Linked DNA regions of Homo sapiens: region 2 is linked to region 1. The links are chromatin contacts, found by Hi-C in ENCODE. All regions are on one chromosome and are shown on one strand. The core of a region is the stretch at or near the end of the contact, and the rest is flanking DNA. Distances in the headings are between cores, read along the strand shown. Region 1 holds the start of TMEM160 (transmembrane protein 160). Region 2 holds the start of FTL (ferritin light chain).

Region 1 (5,030 bases), core at 839-3,338:
CCCCAAACTGCCACTCTTAACTCCTGAAGTAAACAAATAATCTTTGCTGGCAGGACTATGCTGAATCTCCTTAGGCACTCTCTAATCAGATGTCCTAGGTCCTCCCAATTCTTAGACCTTTTATACCTGTTTTTCTCCTTCTCTTATTCCATTTAGTTTTTCAATTCATACAAAACTGTACCCAGGCCATCACCAATACTTCTACACAACAAATGTTTCTTCTAACAACCCCACAATATCACCCCTTACCACAAAATCTTCCTTCAGCTTAATCTCTCCCACTTTAGGTTCGCACGCCGCCCCTAATCCTGCTTGAAGCAGCCCCGAGAAACATCGCCCATTCTCTCTCCATACCACCCCCCAAGACTTCAACACTATTTTGTTTTATTTTTCTTATTAATAAAAGAAGGCAGAAATGTCAGGCCTCTGAGCCCAAGCCAAGCCATCGCATCACCTGTGACTTGCACGTATACATCCAGATGGCCTGAAGTAACTGAAGATCCACAAAAGAAGTAAAAATAGCCTTAACTGATGACATTCCACCATTGTGATTTGTTCCTGCCCCACCTAACTGATCAATGTACTTTGTAATCTCCCCCACCCTTAAGAAGGTTCTTTGTAATTCTCCCCACCCTTGAGAATGTACTGTGTGAGATCCACCCCTGCCCGCAAAACATTGCTCTTAACTTCACCGCCTATCCCAAAACCTCTAAGAACTAATGATAATCCACCACCCTTTGCTGACTCTCTTTTCGGACTCAGCCTGCCTGCAGCCAGGTGAAATAAACAGCCATCTTGCTCACACAAAGCCTGTTTGGTGGTCTCTTCACATGGACGCGCATGAAACGATTCTCCTGCCTCAGCCTCACAAGTAGCTGGGATTACAGGTGCCTGCCACCATGCCTAATTTTTGTATTTTTAGTAGAGATGGGGTTTCACCATGTTGGTCAGGCTGGTCTCGAACTCCTGATCTCGTGATCTGCCCGCCTCAGACTCCCAAAGTGGTGGGATTACAGATGTGAGCCACCGTGCCTGGCCCGGGCTTGGATTTTATGAAGAGGAAAAGTAGGGGAGCTAGCAAGGGGGTTACACTTGAGGAGGGAGTTCAAATGGACTGCACTGCATAGCCTGCAGGCTTGCAATGAATGTGAAGCTTTAAATGGGATTAAGTGCAAATTGAAAATATTCCAGACACATTTTTCACATTCCTGGCTAGTGAAAAGGTTTATGCTGATGAGAGAAGGCAAAGCTGAATCCCGGAATGGGTTAGGGCAAAGAAAACAAATCTGTCTTAAAGAGACAGACCTGGCCGGGCACGGTGGCTCACGCCTGTAATCCCAGCACTTTTGGAGGCCGAGGCGGTTGGATCACTTGAGGTCAGGAGTTCGAGACCAGCCTGGCCAACATGGTGAAACCCTGTCTCTACTAAAGATACAAAAATTAGCTGGGCGTGGTGGCGCATGCCTATAATCCCAGCTACTCAGGAGGCTGACGCAGGAGAATCGCTTGAACCCGGGAGGTGGAGGTTGCAGTGAGCCGAGATCGCACCACTGCACTCCAGCCTGGGCGACAGAGCAAGACTCGGTCTCGGGGCGGGGAAAAAAAAGGAAGGAGGGAAGGAAGGAAGGAGGGGAGGGAAGGGAGGGAGGGAGGGAAAAAGAAAGAGAGAAAGAAAGAAAGAAGGAAAGAAAGAAAGAGAAAGAAAGAAAAAGAAAGAAAGAAAGAAAGAGAAAGAAAGAAAGAGAAACAACCAAGAAACAACTACAATAGGTGCTCGGCATGTACTCCGTTAAAAAAGATAGAATTAAAACTACAATTCCCAGCAGACATCTCGCCTGCGACTTCTGAATATCGGCTTTCCCCGAGCGCAATGATCGCTGGGATTCGTAGTCCGGTACAAAATCAAGGAGGGACGGGCACTACCGGCCTAGATGACAGAGGAGGGAATCACTGCCATTCCGACCAATGGACAGTTCACGCCGGACCTGAGTGGCGAGCGCATAGCCAATGGGTAAGCCATTCATCCTGAGTGACATGGGTTGCAACCTACCGGAGGCCGGTGGGGCGGTACGGCGCGCGGCGGCCGTAGTGCGAATCATGGGAGGCGGCTGGTGGTGGGCTCGGGCCGCTCGCCTTGCCCGTCTTCGCTTCCGGAGGTCGCTACTGCCGCCTCAGCGGCCCCGGAGCGGGGGCGCCCGGGGGTCCTTCGCCCCCGGCCACGGTCCCCGCGCCGGGGCTTCGCCGCCCCCAGTGTCCGAGCTGGATCGTGCGGACGCCTGGCTCCTCCGAAAAGCGCACGAGACAGGTCGGTGGCTAGGGGTGGGGGCGGTGCGGATGGGACGGGGGTCCCGGGCTCGCGTGGGACCTTGATGGGGCGGGGGCTTCTGCAGGAAACGGGGCCCGGGCTCGGCTCCGAGAAGGGCTTCAGTGTGAGCGCACGGAAGCGCAGACTGCAAGAGCGCAGGTGCCCGCAGAGGGGATGGGCTTGCGGGGAGGACGAGGACCCCGGGTAACGGGGCGCCGTAGGGATTGGAGGGGGTGGTAGGGTTGCGCGAGGCAGCCTCGTAGAATCGCGCCTGCCGTGGGGAGAGGGGCTTCAGGGAGAGCTTAGGGTCTGTGGAGTTGGGTACAAGATGGGTCCATCCCGATTGCAGAGGCCACCACTGTGCAGAGAGCGGGAGTGTGGATCCCCGCAGAAGAGGGGGAAGTTCAGGATTGGAGAAGGGGACAACCAATCGGGAGAAAGCTCTCTGCTGATTGGAGGGGGAGGTGATCTAGGCTGCAGAGGGCGGGGCTTGTGACGGAGGCGAGGTCCAGAATGGAGCGGACTGGCCATGTTTGTTTTTTTTTTAATTTTATTTTTTTAATGACGGTGTCTTGCTCTGTCACCGAGGCTGGACCGCAGTGGCGCAATCGTAGCCCACTGCAGCCTTGAACTCCTGGGCTCAAGCTATCCTCTTGCCTCAGCCTCCTGCTTAGCTGGAGCTACAGGCATACACCACCGCACCCAACTATTTTAATTTATGTAGAGACGGGGTCTTGCTTTGTTGCCCAGGCTGGTCTGAACTCTTGGGCTCAGAGAATCCTCCTGCCTTGGCTTCCCAAAGTGCTGGGATTATAGGTGTGAGTCACCTCACTAGGCCAGGACCGGGCATCTAGATATAGGGTGTGGTGGGCTGTTTGTAAAGGACGTGAATGGGGACGGACGTGGGTGGGATTGGCCCAGGCCATACTCGGTAGGACATGGATGGGATTGGCCCAGGCCATACTCGGTAGGAGATGGCGGCATTTGAAGGAAAAGAAGGGCGAGGCTGAAGAGCGGCCTGGATTAGGAAACAGTTTGTCCCAGAGTTCTGAGAAAGAAGTGAGTGGGCAGGCCGTGGGGGTACACGTAGAGGGAGGGGTTTGGCCAAGATGACTCCTCAGATGGAGGTTCTGCAACTTTGCCCCTAGATTGTCCTCCACATTCTGCAGGGACTATCTTGAATCCTTTATTTTTTTTGAGACGGAGTCTCACTCTGTCGCCCAGGCTGGAGTGCAGTGGCATGATCTTGGCTCGCTGCAACCTCTACCTCCTGGATTCAAGTGATTCTCCTCCCTCAGCTTCCTGAGTAGCTGGGACTACAAGCACGTGCTACCACACCCTGCTAATTTTAACATTTTTAGTAGAGACAGGGTTTGACTATGTTGGCCAGGCTGGTCTCAAACTCCTGACCTCATGATCCGCCTGCCTTGGCCTCCCAAAGTGCTGGGATTACAGGGGTGAGCCACCACACCCGGCCCTTGAATCCTTAGTGTTACAGAGTTTGGGGGAGAGGGGCACTGAGGTGGAGGCCAGAGAGGATGTGGGGGGATATGGTTAGGTGAGCGGCTTCCTGGAAGAGGTGAGGATTTGGGATGGGCTTGCCTTGCGGCTGGATGGGATGGGGTGAGCTGAAGGGAGGCCCCTCAGTTTGACTGGGTAAGGGGGATTGAGGAGGTAGGGTTGGGGGTGATGTTAATCCCCCCATGTCCCCCTCCCTCCAGCCTTCCTCTCCTGGTTCCGCAATGGCCTCCTGGCATCGGGCATCGGGGTCATCTCCTTCATGCAGAGTGACATGGGTCGGGAAGCAGCATATGGTGAGTGCAGACCCCCCCTCTCGCCCCACGGAACCAGGGAATGCAGAGCCCCTATCACCTGCCCTGGTGAGAGTAGACTCTCCTACCCCATCCCACTCCCAGTAGTAAGTATAGAACCCCCATTCTTCCCCCACCAGAAGACACCCCTCCCATAGGCACTAGGTCCATCTGAATGGGTGGCCCAGGACATGGTTATGGTCCCCTCCCCTCCGATCTGATTCTCAAAGATGCAGGCTAGCCCCTGGCACGGCCCTGCCTCTGTTCCTGTCTCCTCAACCCTGGCTTTGCTCCCAGACCATCCCCCGACCTTGGCCCTGTTGCTACCCTGCCTCTCCCGCAGGCTTCTTCCTGCTGGGCGGCCTGTGCGTGGTGTGGGGCAGCGCCTCGTACGCCGTGGGCCTGGCGGCGCTGCGAGGACCCATGCAGCTGACGCTGGGGGGCGCGGCCGTGGGCGCGGGCGCCGTGCTGGCCGCCAGCCTGCTCTGGGCGTGCGCCGTGGGCCTCTACATGGGGCAGCTGGAGCTGGACGTGGAGCTGGTGCCCGAGGACGACGGGACGGCCTCCGCGGAAGGCCCTGATGAGGCGGGTCGGCCGCCACCCGAGTGAGCGACACGGCCGTGGGGCCTGGCAGGCGCTGGACAGCGCCCGAGGACTGGGACATTAAACCTGACCTCCCCTCCTCCAGATGCAGAGTATTGGTTCGTGTTCCTTGGGAAGGGCGGCGAGGAGCGGACTAACTGGAGAGGCAGGAGGGCGGGTGGAGGGAGAGGGGGGTGAGGACCCGGGGGAGACAGAAATGGACAGAGGAGCTCACAGCCCGGAGCCCAAACCACTGCAGGGAGAGCCGGCGTTTAATTCTCAGGGCTACGGGCAGAGCCGGGCCTACTGTCCTGGGGGACCCCGGTTGTCGC
Region 2 (5,030 bases), core at 707-3,206, 1.9 Mb before region 1:
TTTGTATTTTAGTAGAGACGGGGTTTCTTCATGTTGGTCAGGCTGGTCTCGAACTCCTGACATCAGGTGAGCGACCCACCTGGCCCCATAATCACTCGTTAAATAGGGCTGTTTCTGGCTGAGACCTAACATCTGTTTCTAGATACCAACCTAGGTCTTAATTCAACTCCCTGGAGTCTATCTCTACCATCTGGGAGGGACAGTTAACAGCCAGGCAAGCAGAGAACCCTCAGGTTCAACACTACCCAGATAGCCTCTTGTCTTAGGACAGTTAAGAAAATGGGAGATGGGGCCAACTCCTCTTTCACTGGCATCCCAACCCAGCCAGAAGCTTTATGAGAACAGATCCCACCTCATCTTCCACACCACACACAAAACCACCAGCTGCATCAAAAAGCTTTATTTCCATTTGGTCCAAGGCTTGTTAGGATAGTTAAGAAAGCTGCCTATTGGCTGGAGGGAGAGGCTTAGGCAGAAGCCCTATTACTTTGCAAGGGGCCCTTCAGAAGTCGCTGGGCTCAGAAGGCTCTTAGTCGTGCTTGAGAGTGAGCCTTTCGAAGAGATACTCGCCCAGCCCAGCCTCCGGGCCACCCAGCCTGTGGAGGTTGGTCAGGTGGTCACCCATCTTCTTGATAAGCTTCACTTCCTCATCTAGGAAGTGAGTCTCCAGGAAGTCACAGAGCTGAGAGAGAAGAGGGAGAAATTAGAAACCCAATCCCTGGAAAAGAGGGGGAGAGAGCAGCCAGTTGCAGATTAAAATGTGACAGGTGTGAAATGAGGCTCTGAAGGAAATTTGCCCAAAGGGAGCAGAGGCTTGAGGGGTATGGTTGGGTAGCCATGGATGCAGCGGGTACGTACATGGGGGTCCGTGCGGGCAGAACCCAGGGCATGAAGATCCAAAAGGGCCTGGTTCAGCTTTTTCTCCAGGGCCATGGCAGCTTTCATGGCGTCTGGGGTTTTACCCCACTCATCTTCAGCTGGCTTCTATATAGAAGGGAGAAATGGCTCAGAATACACACACTCGGCACATAGAACTAAACCTACATTTCCCAAGAGTCGTTGGGGGTCAGAGGCCCAGGCCACAAAGACATGTGACAGCTTGTATTTATCACTCTCCGCACCCTGTCCTAGCTCTTACAGCTATACGTCCCTAAGACCACGCAGCGGTGTGGACTGCCGCGTGTTGTGGGCACTGCACGAGGTGCGCCTCTATTTCCAGCGGTTAAGAGGGCTCACAAGACCGAACTCAATCTCCCAGAAGCCCACGCGACACCTACGCCCTCAAATCAAGGCTCCTCGCGCGCACGGCCTGCTGGGAGATGTAGTCCATTACCCACACACTAGTTACCTTGATGTCCTGGAAGAGAGCGCGGCCGCCACGCTGGTTTTGCATCTTCAGGAGACGCTCGTAGCCCTCGCGCTTCTCCTCGGCCAATTCGCGGAAGAAGTGGCTCACGCCTTCCAGAGCCACATCATCGCGGTCGAAATAGAAGCCCTACGGGAAGAGATGGAGGCAACAATGGTTAGCGGGAGGCGAGGCCAAGGGGACTCCGCCCTCTGTTTACCCGACCGCACAAAGAAGGCTGGCGCGTGCAGTGAGGGCCGGAGGTGCGCAGCTGGAGGAAATTAGGGCCAGGGGCGTCCTGGGGACTCACCAGAGAGAGGTAGGTGTAGGAGGCCTGCAGGTACAAATTGACCAGGCTGTTGACGGCTGCCTCCACGTCGGTGGAATAATTCTGACGAATCTGGGAGCTCATGGTTGGTTGGCAAGAAGGAGCTAACCACAAAAACGGTGCTGGCAGGTCCCAGAAGCAGGAGATGGCCGAGAAGATGGTCCCGGAGGTTGCAAGCGGAGAGGAAATCGGAGGGCGGTCGGAGGCTGGAAGAGAGTCCCCGGATCTGTTCCGTCCAAACACTGTTGAAGCAAGAGACAGACCCGCGGGACCGCCGAACTGCGAGGGGACGTGGCTAGGGCGGCTTCTTTTATGGTGCGCCGGCCCTCGGAGGCAGGGCGCTCGGGGAGGGCTAGCGGCCAATCTGCGGTGGCAGGAGGCGGGGCCGAAGGCCGTGCCTGACCAATCCGGAGCACATAGGAGTCTCAGCCCCCCGCCCCAAAGCAAGGGGAAGTCACGCGCCTGTAGCGCCAGCGTGTTGTGAAATGGGGGCTTGGGGGGGTTGGGGCCCTGGGGCTGATTCTGGAAATGCAGGGGTTCGTGGGCGGGAGGGTGGGGGCTGGGGTCCCTCTGGGAGGCTAGAGTTTTATGGGAGCACTAACAGCCCTGTGAACTGATGACCCTGGGGTCCTGGGGTGCCTCGGGAAAGTAAGATTCTGGGGTTTCCGAGGGCATGGATTTTTCTGGAACCTTGAGTGGGGGGAGGGGCACCTCAAAGGTGCAGGGAGGACCTGTAGTTGCCTGAGGTTTGCGCTGCGAGATAAGGAGTCTCCGGATCCTTGGGAAGCTTGGAAGGCTGTGAGGTGTTATTTCTGGACCCCTGGAGATCTCTGGAAGATGGAGTGTTGCGGGGACTGGAGTCCTGGGATTTACAGGGGTGGGGGTTCACGATGCAAACTCTCTATATTTTGGAGCCCTCCCCGGGGAAATCTTTAGGTTCTTGAGGTGCTCTGCAAGTTGGAAAGGGCAGTTATTCTGGAGCCGTGGGTTTCACCCAGTGCGGGAAGCCCAGGAGGAGCATTGTATGAGGTAGGGTGACTTCTGGAACCCTGGACAGCCCTCTGGAACCCTCCAAAGATGGGCTGGGACTTTGGGGATACCTTGGAGCTCTTTCAGGGGCCCAGGCTTTTTCTGGGAGTGGAAATGGGGAGGAATGAAAAGTCTGTTTTGAGCTTTGCGGTGTCTCTGGGATTGCATTTCCTGGAGGCTGTTTTGGAGACAACTCACAGACTTCGAGAATTCTCCGTGGCCCTGAACAGTGTCTCTGAAGTTGCCCTCGTGTCTTGCCTGACGTGTGCTCCTTCAGGCCCACAAAGAGAAGCCCTGCGTTGTGGACAAACAGTCTGGGGACCTATGGACGAGACGTCTGTCTTCGACTAATGCATATTTTTTAAGTGGGCCTGGTCCACGTTGATTTCTGGGAGACGGAGTCGGCGCAAACCTTGACTCTACTTAAGTGCCCTGATGGAGGCAGCCCGTGCGCTGGGCAGGGAGCTGAAGCCACTGGGGTGTGGGGTGAGGTCAGGCCCTGCCCTACAGAGGAGCTGCTCCGAACAGCCCAGGCGGGGCAGCCCCTGACCGAGGGGATCTGCAGATGCCCCGCCAGGCCGGTATCTGGGGTCCTTGTTGCAGGCAGCGACTGCTGAGTCATGCTGAGCTCAGCGCGGGAAGGGGCCCCCGCGGGGACGGATGGGGGTGGGGCCACTCGCTGACCTCATCCCCTTGGCACTCCCCGACTTTTTTGGTGGGACCCTCAGAACTAGACCTGGCTCAGACCCAAATCGGGCCCCCTACCCCAAGGTCCCCCCTTGTTGGAAGCCGGCTGTGTGCTTTGTCTCCGTGTCTTTTTGGTTCCCATAATTTTTTTTTTTCTGGGATCCTGCCTGTGGCCATATTGTCCCCTCACTCTGGGTGGTGGCTCAGTGTACACTCATTGATCCTCTGCCCCTCTCTCTCCCCTGACTTGGGGTCTCTGGGAAGAGTCCATGGAGGAGGGGCAGCCGTCCAAAGCACCCCGTTGACTGTGGGGCCCGAGTTACTCATTTACCAAATGTCATACCTCAGCCCAGAGACCTTTAGTCGGCCGAGAGGGGCCTTGGGGCCCATAGGTGGAGGGAGAGGAGGGGCTGAGAGAGACAGGATCTGAAGACCATAGAGAACGTGGGGTGGGGAGACAGAGGCCCAGAGAAAAAGAGACTCAGACAGAGACCCTGAGAGAGAGGGGGACAGAGACCCAGAGAGAGGGGAAAACAGACCCGGAGACAGAGGGGTACAGAGACCCTGAGAGAGAGGGGAGGGGGACAGACCTAGAGAGAGGAGGGCAGAGACCCAGAGGGAGGGGAAAAGAGACCCAGAGAGAGGGGGGGACAGAGGTGGGGGGGGACAGAGGCAGGGAGGTACAGAGACCCAGGGGTGGGGGGGATAGAGACCCAGAGGGACCCGGCGGGAGGGGACAGAAATCCAGAGTGGGGGACAGAGATCCAGAGAGAGGTGGGGACAGAGATCCAGAGAAGGGGGTACAGAGACCCAGAGAGAGGGGGGACAGGGACTCAGAGAGAAGGGGACAGAGACTAGGGAGGACTGAGACCTGGGGGGGCGGGGACAGGGACCCGGGGGCGGGGGACAGAGACCGGGGAGAGGGAAAGAGACCCAGAGAGAGGGGAGGTACAGAGACCCAAGAGAGAGTGACAGCCAGAGAGAGGACAGAGACCCAGAGAGAGGGAGACAGAAACTCAGGGTCGGGGGACAGACCCAGAGAGAGATGGGGGGCCAGAGATCCAGAGGGGGGGACAGAGACCCAGAGAGAGGGGGCCAGAGGTCTGGGTGCCAGGGGTGGAAAGAGGCCCAGAGAAAGAGGGCCAAAGGTGGGGTGGGAACAGAGGCTCGGAAAGCAAAGACCCAGAGCATGGGGACAGAGACCCAGAGATGGGAGGGGGTAAAGACCCAGAGGGGGGTGCCAGAGACCCTGTGACTGAGAACCCACATCCTCTAGCCCCCTTGTCTTCGCTCCGCCTGTGTCTAAGGTCACTGGGCCTCTGAGCTCAGCACCTTCTTCCGGCAGTTCCTCTCCAGGGGGGCCCCACCCAGCTGTGGGGCCAGACCAGGTTCCTCCTCCTCTGCCCTGCCCTCCAGCCTCTCAGTCGCCAGCCAGGTCCCTTCCTCTCTGTCCTCAGCCCAGCTCAGGAGGCCTCTCCCGTGGGCCCTCGCCCTGGTGTCCTCAGCCTGCCACCCTCCAGCGACCTCACCACCAGGCTCCAGAGCCCTTCCTGCTCCTCTGGTCCTCCCATCCCTCCTCCCCCCACTCCCATTCTCCAGCTCGGTAAAGGTATGGCCTCCTGAGGTCCCACGTGTGACACG

Evidence for each region. Hi-C counts contacts between places; a loop is a spot of excess contacts on that map. Pooled maps may share reads with other maps.
Region 2: a pooled map shows a loop between it and region 1 (6-fold over the local background). The contact joins the promoter of FTL here to the promoter of TMEM160 in region 1. A Hi-C loop is called at or near these places in 4 of 50 pooled maps.

Annotation. Positions count from the first base shown.
Region 1 is chr19:47,045,682-47,050,711 of GRCh38, reverse strand. TMEM160 (transmembrane protein 160) reads left to right here and starts at 2,088. Exons shown (of 3, transcript NM_017854.2): 1 at 2,088-2,305; 2 at 4,027-4,119; 3 at 4,460-4,803. The coding sequence starts at 2,098. The coding sequence ends at 4,725. NPAS1 (neuronal PAS domain protein 1) reads right to left here. Exons shown (of 12, transcript NM_002517.4): 12 at 4,937-5,030. RefSeq lists enhancers at 628-1,145, 1,146-1,663, 1,787-2,081, 2,591-2,660 and a silencer at 2,121-2,310.
Region 2 is chr19:48,962,235-48,967,264 of GRCh38, reverse strand. It overlaps FTL (ferritin light chain), which reads right to left and starts at 1,956. Exons shown (of 4, transcript NM_000146.4): 1 at 1,656-1,956; 2 at 1,349-1,495; 3 at 859-984; 4 at 386-682. The coding sequence starts at 1,757. The coding sequence ends at 530. RefSeq lists enhancers at 1,667-1,716, 3,266-3,375, silencers at 1,967-2,126, 4,897-5,030 and cis regulatory regions at 3,057-3,557, 4,497-5,017.